Regions from separate parts of the Homo sapiens genome. Here region 2 is linked to region 1. The links are chromatin loops, found by intact Hi-C in ENCODE. Cell type or tissue: OCI-LY7. All regions are shown on one strand. Each heading gives the region's core, and the rest is flanking DNA. Links, peaks and the distances in the headings are about the cores only. Region 1 has its middle 160 kb from the start of LINC00242. Region 2 has its middle 70 kb from the start of LINC00242.

The links. Peaks named below come from ENCODE experiments on the same cell type or tissue, not always from the same donor. Only the 100,000 strongest peaks of a DNase experiment are listed, where the experiment ranks them.
Region 2: it touches region 1 in a loop (6-fold over the local background); 1 of 110 quality-filtered maps calls a loop at or near these places.

The regions. Positions count from the first base shown.
Region 1 is chr6:169,956,794-169,961,176 of GRCh38, forward strand. It overlaps LOC107986675. Among named protein-coding and RNA genes, the nearest start is that of LINC00242, 160 kb to the left of the region's middle. In OCI-LY7, for the core only: a CTCF peak has its summit at 2,652; a DNase peak (open chromatin) is centred at 2,518; H3K4me3 peaks cover 1,215 bases; H3K27ac peaks cover 2,556 bases.
Region 2 is chr6:169,866,730-169,871,112 of GRCh38, forward strand. It overlaps LOC105378149. Among named protein-coding and RNA genes, the nearest start is that of LINC00242, 70 kb to the left of the region's middle. In OCI-LY7, for the core only: no CTCF peak of the experiment used is centred there; a DNase peak (open chromatin) is centred at 1,912; H3K27ac peaks cover 663 bases.

The DNA.
Region 1 (4,383 bases), core at 178-4,177:
CCCCATGCATTGTCCATCCTCAACACCTTCCCTGTGGTGCCCAGAGGCAGCGTCCAGGAGCACACCCAGGTGCCCAGCGGGACCCCGGAGCTCCCTTTGAACAGGCACCTTCTGGGGCTGGGGTCCCCATGTCTGGGGGGGAATAGGGGGCTGGGGCCCGTGTCTAGGGAGTTATGGGACCTTGCATCTGAGGGGGTGTGGTGGGGGGCTGGGGCCTGCATCTGAGGGCGTGTGGTGGGGGGCTGGGGCCTGCATCTGAGGGGGTTCTGGTGGGGGGCTGGGGCCTGCATCTGAGGGGGTGTGGTGGGGGGCTGGGCCCTGCATCTGAGGGGGTGTGGTGGGGGGCTGGGCCCTGCATCTGAGGGGGTGTGGTGGGGGGCTGGGGCCTGCATCTGAGAGGGTTCTGGTGGGGGACTGGGCCCTGCATCTGAGGGGGTGTGGTGGGTGGCTGGGCCCTGCATTTGAGGGGGTGTGGTGGGGGGCTGCAGCCCTGCATCTGAGGGGGTGTGGTGGGGGGCTGGGCCCTGTATCTGAGAGGGTTGTGGTGGGGGGCTAGACCCTGCATCTGAGAGGGTTATGGTTGGGGGCTGGGGTCTGCATCTGAGGGCCATGGGACCTGGGTTTGTGGCTGCTGGTTCGCCTCTGGGCTCTGCTGCTTCTCACAGTAGTCGCTGAGCCATCGCGGGTCCTGATGTCTCACGGGAGAAGCAGGCCTGGGCAGGTGGCACCTTTGGGAGAAAGCGAAGGGCAGCCTGGGCTGGAGGCTGCACCCAGGCACTGTGGTCAGTGGCTGGGGAATGAGACACGGCCCTCCTGGGCCCCGTGTCCCTTGTGGTGGGGTCTGAGTGCCTACTTCTCTCACCATGGCCCTCGGGGTCCCGTGCCTCTGCGGCCTGAGCCTGCGGTGGGTCCTGGCGCAGCACCTGGACACGGGCCTCCCTGCCTGAGGCCTCCTTCCTTCCTTTTCACCCCCCTGAGCCTCCTTGCCCTTGGCTGGCTGAGCCGGCACATCCCCGTGGCGCCTCTGCACCTCCCCCAAGATCATTCTGCCAGCACGGTCCTCACTGCACCCTCCGGTCCTCCCTGCACCCTACGGCCCTCCCCTGAGATTATTTCGCCAGCCCGATCCTGCACCCTCCCGGCTGCCACTGCCCCTCCCCAGGGAGGCCGCCACAGATGCAATGGCCGGCTCAGGTTGGCTCCTCAGTGGTTGAAAGTGGTTTTGTTTTTGGTGGAACTTGGGGGCAGTGAGAGGCTTGAGATTATTCGTTGAGATAGTTTTCCAGAAAGAAAAAAATGTCACAGATAATTGGTTCTTTGCACTTGTAATATAAACGCAGTAATCTTTATTCTAACTTTTGCTAGAGAAATTGAAGTCGATGATAGCCCCTTTCAATTTTAAGCAGGAACCAAAGTCAACAGAAATTCTGAGTCATAGAATCAGGCCAACTGACATAAAGAAAAAAAAAAACCTGGGTCACTCACAACCACTAGGATGGCAGAAAGACAGGAAGAAAGAGAATGAAAAAAAAAATAAGACGTTATGGCAAAAGGATCCAGAGAAATTTGGGACCCTTGAGCATTGCTCGTGAGAACCATTGTGGAAACGATAGAGGGGCTCCCCAAGAGTTCATTACAGCAAATGGACTTAGCATGCGATCCAGCAGCTCCACTCCTACAACTGAAGACACAGACTCCAGCAAATACTTGTTCATACATGTTCATAATATCATTCGTTACAGTGGCCAGAAGGTGGGAACAGCCCAAATGTCCATCAACAGATGGACGAGCAAAATGCGGTCCATCCATGAGATGGAATATTACTCGGCCCTAAACAACAGTGAAGAAGTACTTGTAAGACCTTGACAACATGCATGAACCTTGAAGACGTTAAGCTTGTGGAAGAAGCCAGATACACAGGACCACGTGTTGTGTGGTTCCATTCATACAAAATGCCCAGGACAGGCAAATCTATGGAGGCAAAGTAGGTTGCTACTTGCCAGCCTGGAGGATCAGGGGGTGAGGAGAAACTGTGCAGGGAGTTCAGAGCCTCCTCTGGAGTCGGGGAAGCGTTCTGGACTAGATGGAGGTGGGACACACCGAACCGTTCACTTCCACATGCTCCACGTTACAGTTGTGAATTTCACTGCAATAAATTAGGGTTATTTTAAATACTTGGGCCAAACCTCAGATTTGCTGATCATTAATCCGTGGCTTTGGGAGCCACTGAGACTTGGCTGTGCTGAGTCCCCTCCTCTGCAAGTTGGAAGAAAAACTCTTCCCGGAGGATGGTTCAGACAAGTAAGTCAAAGCGTGAACACACCAGCAGAGCACCTGCCCTATACCTGCATGGTACCTGAGCATGAAAGACGTTCAAGAACATTCTCTTCCGTCCTCTGAGTCACTAGCAGATGGCCTGTTTCCTGCTGAAAGAAGCACCTGGTACTTGGTGTTTACGAACTCCACTCAGTAAGCGGATCAGTAGCAACAAGGGCACTTTGGCCGTCAGACGCAGAAGTAGCGTTTTCCTCCAGAACACCACCTGTGGTTGGGACAGTGCCGTGCAGCCCCAGCATGTCTGTGACGCACACCTCCTGCCTGCGGGGTGGTCCCCCTCCCGCCACCCCGGTTCTTCCGGGTTTTCGAGCCCTGCCCTCAGCTTCCCCTCCTTCCTCCCCTCCCCGATTTTCCAGCCCTGCCCTCGGCTTCCCCTCCTCCCTCCTCTCCCCCTGGCACCGTTAAAACATTCATGCTGGGCCAGATCATGCTTTTTGACAATGTCTAACGAGCTAGCAGTGAATGATAAATCTGCCGGGCCGCCTCTGTGTCTCAAAGCCACTAGGATCTGCAGCTGTTTCAAGAGCACAGAACAAGAAAGCCTCCAGGAAAGGGGGAAAGAGCGGCATCTGAGCTTGGAGGAAGTCATTTCTGTGAAAATCTTTTAATGCAACAGGGAGCTAAGCAAGTGGGCTGTGTGTGCTGTGGAAGGTGGCGATGTTGGGGTCTTGCCTCCTGCAGTGGATGCCGGCGACAGGGCCTCGGGTGGCTCTCTTAGGACCCACAGGCCCTGCATCTGGATTGGTCAAGTCCCAGGGGCCAGGCCTGCCTCAGAGGTCCTGGGCATTTCACGGCTGGAGGGCACTGCGGAGGTCCATCTGCTGCCCCATGGAGGAGAGCGGGTGCTCAGACACCAATCTTGGTGCCCAATCATTTCCCCTCCTCTGACCTTGAGGGAAAAAGCCAAGATGCAGCCTCTGGACACCAACCTTGAGACATTCTCAGCTCTCAGCTCATCAGCAGAGCCTGGACTCATTACTCCAGGGAAGAAGCTCTGCTTCCGTGGGCCAGGGGTAAGGTCAGACGCAAGGGCCTGAGGCCACATGGGAGCCCAAGCAGCAGGAGGCCCCAGGCCAGTCAGAGCCCTCAGGGCCTCCCAGGGGCTGGCAGGAGCACCTGCTCAGTGGCGAGATGAATGTCCTAAAATGCTATTAACGGAGTTCAGTCTAGGGTTTAAATCAATTTGGCAAACATTTATTGAGTGCCCACTCCCAATAAGGTTCTGAAAAGGCTCTTGAAAAAATGTCTGTGCTTTTGAATTTCAAATGATTGGTTTTAGTATTAGGAGCAACAGAAATCCTGTTATCACTCATCCAAATAATCAGAATTAATTTAGGAGTTGATGGCAAGCAGAGTCCGTTGGTAATTAGGAAACATGGAGAAATAATTAACCATGGCAAGAAATGCGGTTACATTTAACTCCTGCGAAGTTAAAAAAGAACCATGGTACTTTTCTCTGTGAGGCTTAGCAATCCCAGTGCTGGTGAGAGTGGCGCCTGCCTGAGCCCGTGAGGAGCCCTGCGCTGTTCCCCACCCTGGGTGCCATGCTGGCCGCTGGGCCCTTCCTTCAGGGAAGCCAAGCTGGATCCCTGAGTCACTAGGGCGACTGGGTGGGGCCTTGGCCGGATGACCTCCCTTCAGAGAAGGACCAGGGCCTAACTCCATGTCTTTTGTAAATTTATTTTTTTAAGCCTGAATAGAAAATGTCTCCATTATTCACTTTAGTTTTAAATATAGGCGCCTTCTCCCGGCTGGAATCCCCACTGCTAAGCTGGGAGGAGCCTCCAAGCTGGAGCGCTGGGCTTGTCCAGCCAGGCAGCAGACACTGTGGGGAGGCAGTGTGACATCCATCAGGGCTCTCTGTGGCAATGACACTGCATTCCTTTTAGAAAACTCCCTCTCCTCCAGTCTTCCTCCTGAAGGCCACCCCTCTCTACCAGCACTCGGCTCAGGAGGCCTGCGTGGCTCTGACTGATGCCTTTCTCGGCAGCTCTGTCCAGGGGCTAAGGGAGGTGCAGATGAGTCCCTGAGCGCCCTCATGGGGAT
Region 2 (4,383 bases), core at 262-4,261, 90 kb before region 1:
CATGTGGCTGGTGTTCTGCTGGGTAAGTAAAGGCACCTTCCTGTGCTGGGTGCTGTGCTGGGTACACGAAGCTACCTTCTTCCGGTGCTAGGTGCTGTGCTGGGTACATGAAGCTACCTTCTTCCTGAGCTAGGTGCTGTGCTGGGTACACGAAGCTACCTTCTTCCTGAGCTAGGTGCTGTGCTGGGTACATGAAGCTGCCTTCTTCCGGTGCTAGGTGGTTTGCTGAGTAAATGTAGGTACCCTTTGTGTGACAGGTGTTGTGCTTAGTAAATGAAGGCGTCTACCATGTGTTAGGTCCTGAGCTGGGTAAATGAAGGCAGCCTCTAATAGCTCAGACCTGTGCTGGGTAAACGGTGATAGCTTCCCCGTGCCAGGTCCTGTGCTGGGTAAATGAAGGCAGCCTCCAATAGCTCGGACCTGTGCTTGGTAAATGGTGATAGCTTGCATGCACCAGGTCCTGGGCTGGGTGAATGAAGGCAGCCTCCAATAGCTAGGTCCTGTGCTCGGTAAATAGCTTCCCTGTGCCAGGTCTTGTGCTGGGTAAATGAAGGTAGCTTCCATGTGGTAGGTGCTGCGCTGCGTAAGTGAAGGTGCCTTCCACGTGCTCGGTCCTGTGCTGGGCACTTGAAAGTGTCTCCCACTCGCGAGGTGGTTTGCTTAGTAAATGAAGGCCCCTTCCACGTGCTGAGGAAATGACACTGCCTTCCACGTGCTGGGGAAATGAATGGTACCTTTTATGTTTTCAGCCCTGGGCCAATTGTATTCAAATATTCCGTTTTCATCTTTTTAGCAACCATGGAAGAATACAAGTATTTCCATTTTATATGCAAGGACGATGAGACCAACTTCAAGTGGTGAAGTTGGTACAGATTCCTCTTCTATCAGGCCTGTGAGGTTTTGTGTGAAACCCTCATGCTTTATACACAGGTTTTGCTGTCCTGTGGTTGTCCATCAGGTTCTGGGAATTCTGAGCTGGAATGAGGCACTCCAGTAGCGTCTTCCCAAGGGTAGACCACACAGCACACGAAGCCCACCAAGCCTGCACCGCCCACACAGCACGGCCCCTCGCTGCAGACCTGCTGCCCTTGTGGGTTTAGGCCTGGTGCTCCCCTCTCACAGGGCCGTGCCTCAGACCCCACATCCGCGCTGCAACCTGGAATGCACCTGCCGCATGGTGTGAGAGGCGTTTTGTGGGAGACGCCCAGGGCAGTACCTGCACTGGAAAATACTCAGTGGCTACTGGGCCATGCTGAGGGGCCTTTAGGACATGGAGCTGGAGCTGTGGAGGGCTGGGTTTTGGTCCCATTTGACTCTCCCCCATGCCTCATCCTGAAGTTCTTTAATCTTGGTCTGATGTTTAAAGTTGGGACAGCCCCTCCTGTGACCTCGGAGGGTTCTGGCAACCAGGTGAGCTGGTGTGTGTGTGGGAACAGCATGGAGCTCTGTGAAATATCAGGCGTCTTCCCCGCCATGGGGCATCGTGGTCAGTGTGTTGTAGGGTCAGTTGACCACTTGGACACCTGGTTATGACCATTTCAGCCTCTTTTGGAAACATTCTGCTTTTATTCCCATTGGCAAACAAACTTGCTCAGAGGTTTTATGTGACAAGCTACAGGCAGCGCTGGAGTGTGGTGTGCCAGCATGAGAGGGTGTGAGCAGGGGGCACGTTTTCTCTGGAATCGTGCATTATAGGAATAAATCATGTGTGTGTTTGCACCTTCTCACCCCTATGTGAAGATGAAACTTTAGTGCTTGAGGTTAAAAAGTGTCCTCATGAAGGAGTCTGGCTCTTTCCGCCCTGGTCTAGAAAACAGTTTCCCGTGAAGGACCAGGGACTACAGATTTCCGGCTTCGGGGCCCTACGGCCTCCACCCCCGCCATGCAGCTCTGCAGCTGTAGCCTGAAAGCAGCTGCAGCTGCCGCGCGTAAGGGGTGGCTCTGGGCAGGAAACCACGTGCGAACCGCCCCACGGCAGGGTGCGTCCCACAGAAGGAGCAGTGTGTTCCGTCCCGCTGCACGGCCTGCGAGGGATTTCCATGGTGAGGGTGAATCACGAGGGCTTCTTGTGGCCTGGTCTGTCTTACCTGCCTCTCCTTCATGCAGGCTATTTTTTTTTTAAGCAAGGAAAGAATAACTTTATTGTAAGTATTAATTAATTAATTAATTAATTAATTAATTTATTTATTTTTGAGACAGAGTCTCCCTCTGTCGCCAGACTGGAGTGCAGTGGTGGGATCTTGGCTCGCTGCAACCTCCACCTCCCGGGTTCAAGCAATTCTCCTGCTTCAGCCTCCCGAGCAGCTGGGACTACAGGTGTGTGCCACCACGCCCAGCTAATTTTTGTATTTTTAGTAGAGATGGGGTTTCACCATGTTGGCCAGGATGGTCTCGATATCTTGACCTTGTGATCCCCCCCTTGGCTTCCCAAAGTGTTGGGATTACAGGTGTGAGCTATGCGCCCGGCCTATAAGCATTTATAAGCATTTATCTCCAACTCCAAGGTTGCCATATTCAGTGATATAAACATTGGTTCTGGATGGTGGAAAATGTTATGGCTGTGGGATAAATTTATTATTAAATTTATTCAGACCAGAGGGAAGGTGAAGCCCATGTCTCCTCGCTCTTCCCCACGGGAAACGGAGGGGGGCTGCCCGGGAAGCTCCATGGACATCTTCCTGGGGCCCTGGAGAGGCACGGCTGGCGGGAGGCAGTCACTTCCAGGCTGTGGTGTGACCCAAGATATTAACACAGGCCCCGTGTGAGGCTCAGCTGTCTACCCAGGCAGTGGAAAAGGATTTTTCAACAGAGACGCCGCAGACATGGGGCTTTAAAAGATTTCAAGTCTCGGATGGGTGTGGTGGCTCATGCCTATAATTCCAGCACTGTGGGATGCCAAGGCGGGTGGATCACAAAGTCAGGAGTTTGAGACCAGCCTGGCCAGTATGGTGAAACCCTGTCTCTACTAAAAATACAAAAATTAGCCAGGCATGGTGGCGGGCGCCTGTAGTCCCAGTTACTCGGGAGGCTGAGGCAGGAGAATGGCTCGAACCCCGGAGGCAGAGCTTGCAGTCAACCGAGAATGCGCCATTGCACTCTAGACTGGGCAACAGAGTGAGACTCCATCTCAAAAAAAAAAAAGAGATTTCAAGTCTCTATGATCCAAAATAGTGCTTTCCCAGCTATGTTTGCCGCATTCATCCTTTCTGCTGTGTTCGTGGGGCTGTCTGTGTAATGGCCACAGATCTGCTTCTGGAGGTTCTACTTTATTGCATTGGTTTTTGTTTATTGTTGATTTCTGTAAAAATACCACTCTTTTTATTTTTATGGCTCTGTAATATGTATTTTATATTTGATAATGCAAATCTTTGTATTTTTCTAAATTGTTTTATCTATACTTTTATAAACATTTTTTTAAGAGACAGGTTCTCATTCTGTCACCAAGGCTGGAGTGCAATGGTGTGATCAGAGCTCACTTCACCCTCAACCTCCTGGGCTCAAGTAATCCTTCTGCCTCAGCCTCCCAAGTAGCTGAGACTATGGGCACATGCCACCACACCCAGCTAATTTTTTTATTTTTATTTTTTGTAGAGACAGGGTCTCCCTACATTGCCCAGGCTGGTCTCAAGCTCCTGGCCTCAAGTGATTCTCCTGCCTCAGCCTCCCAAAATGCTGGGATTACAGGCATGGCCACTGTGCCTGGCCTTAGAATTAAATTAAATTTAAAACTTATTGCATGTAAAGTTGCCATACTAACAATGTTATTTTGTTCTACATAAGATCCCAGTGTTTCATCATTTATTCAGGTGTTTCATCACTTTATTTATGTATTTGATGTACTATAGATGTACATGGTTTCAGGCTAAATGTGATAATTTAATGCATTCACATATTTTGTAAAGATCAAACCAGTGCACTTGGGACATCCACCACCTTAAACATTTGTCTTTTCGTTATTGCTAGAACCATTAAAATTCTTCTCTTCAAGCTATTTTGAAATATACAATAGATTATTGTAATCTATAGTAAATCTATGAAAAAACTAGGTCTTATTTCTTCTTTCAAACTGTACATTTGTATCCACTAATCAGCTTCTCTTCATTCCTACACCCCTTGCCCTTCCTGGTCTCTGGTAGCCACCAATCTACTTTCTATCTTCATGAGGTCCACTGTTATAGCTCCTGAGGTGAGATCTGTCTTTCTGAGCCTGGCTTGTTTCACTTAACGTAGTGGCCTCCAGTTCCATCCTTGTTGCTAAAAACAACAGGATCTCATTCCCTTCTCTGACTGAACCATATTCCACTGTGTATATGTGCCCCGTTTTCCTCTTCCATTCATCTGCTGGTGAGCACTTAGGTTGATTCTCTATTTTGGCTACTATGG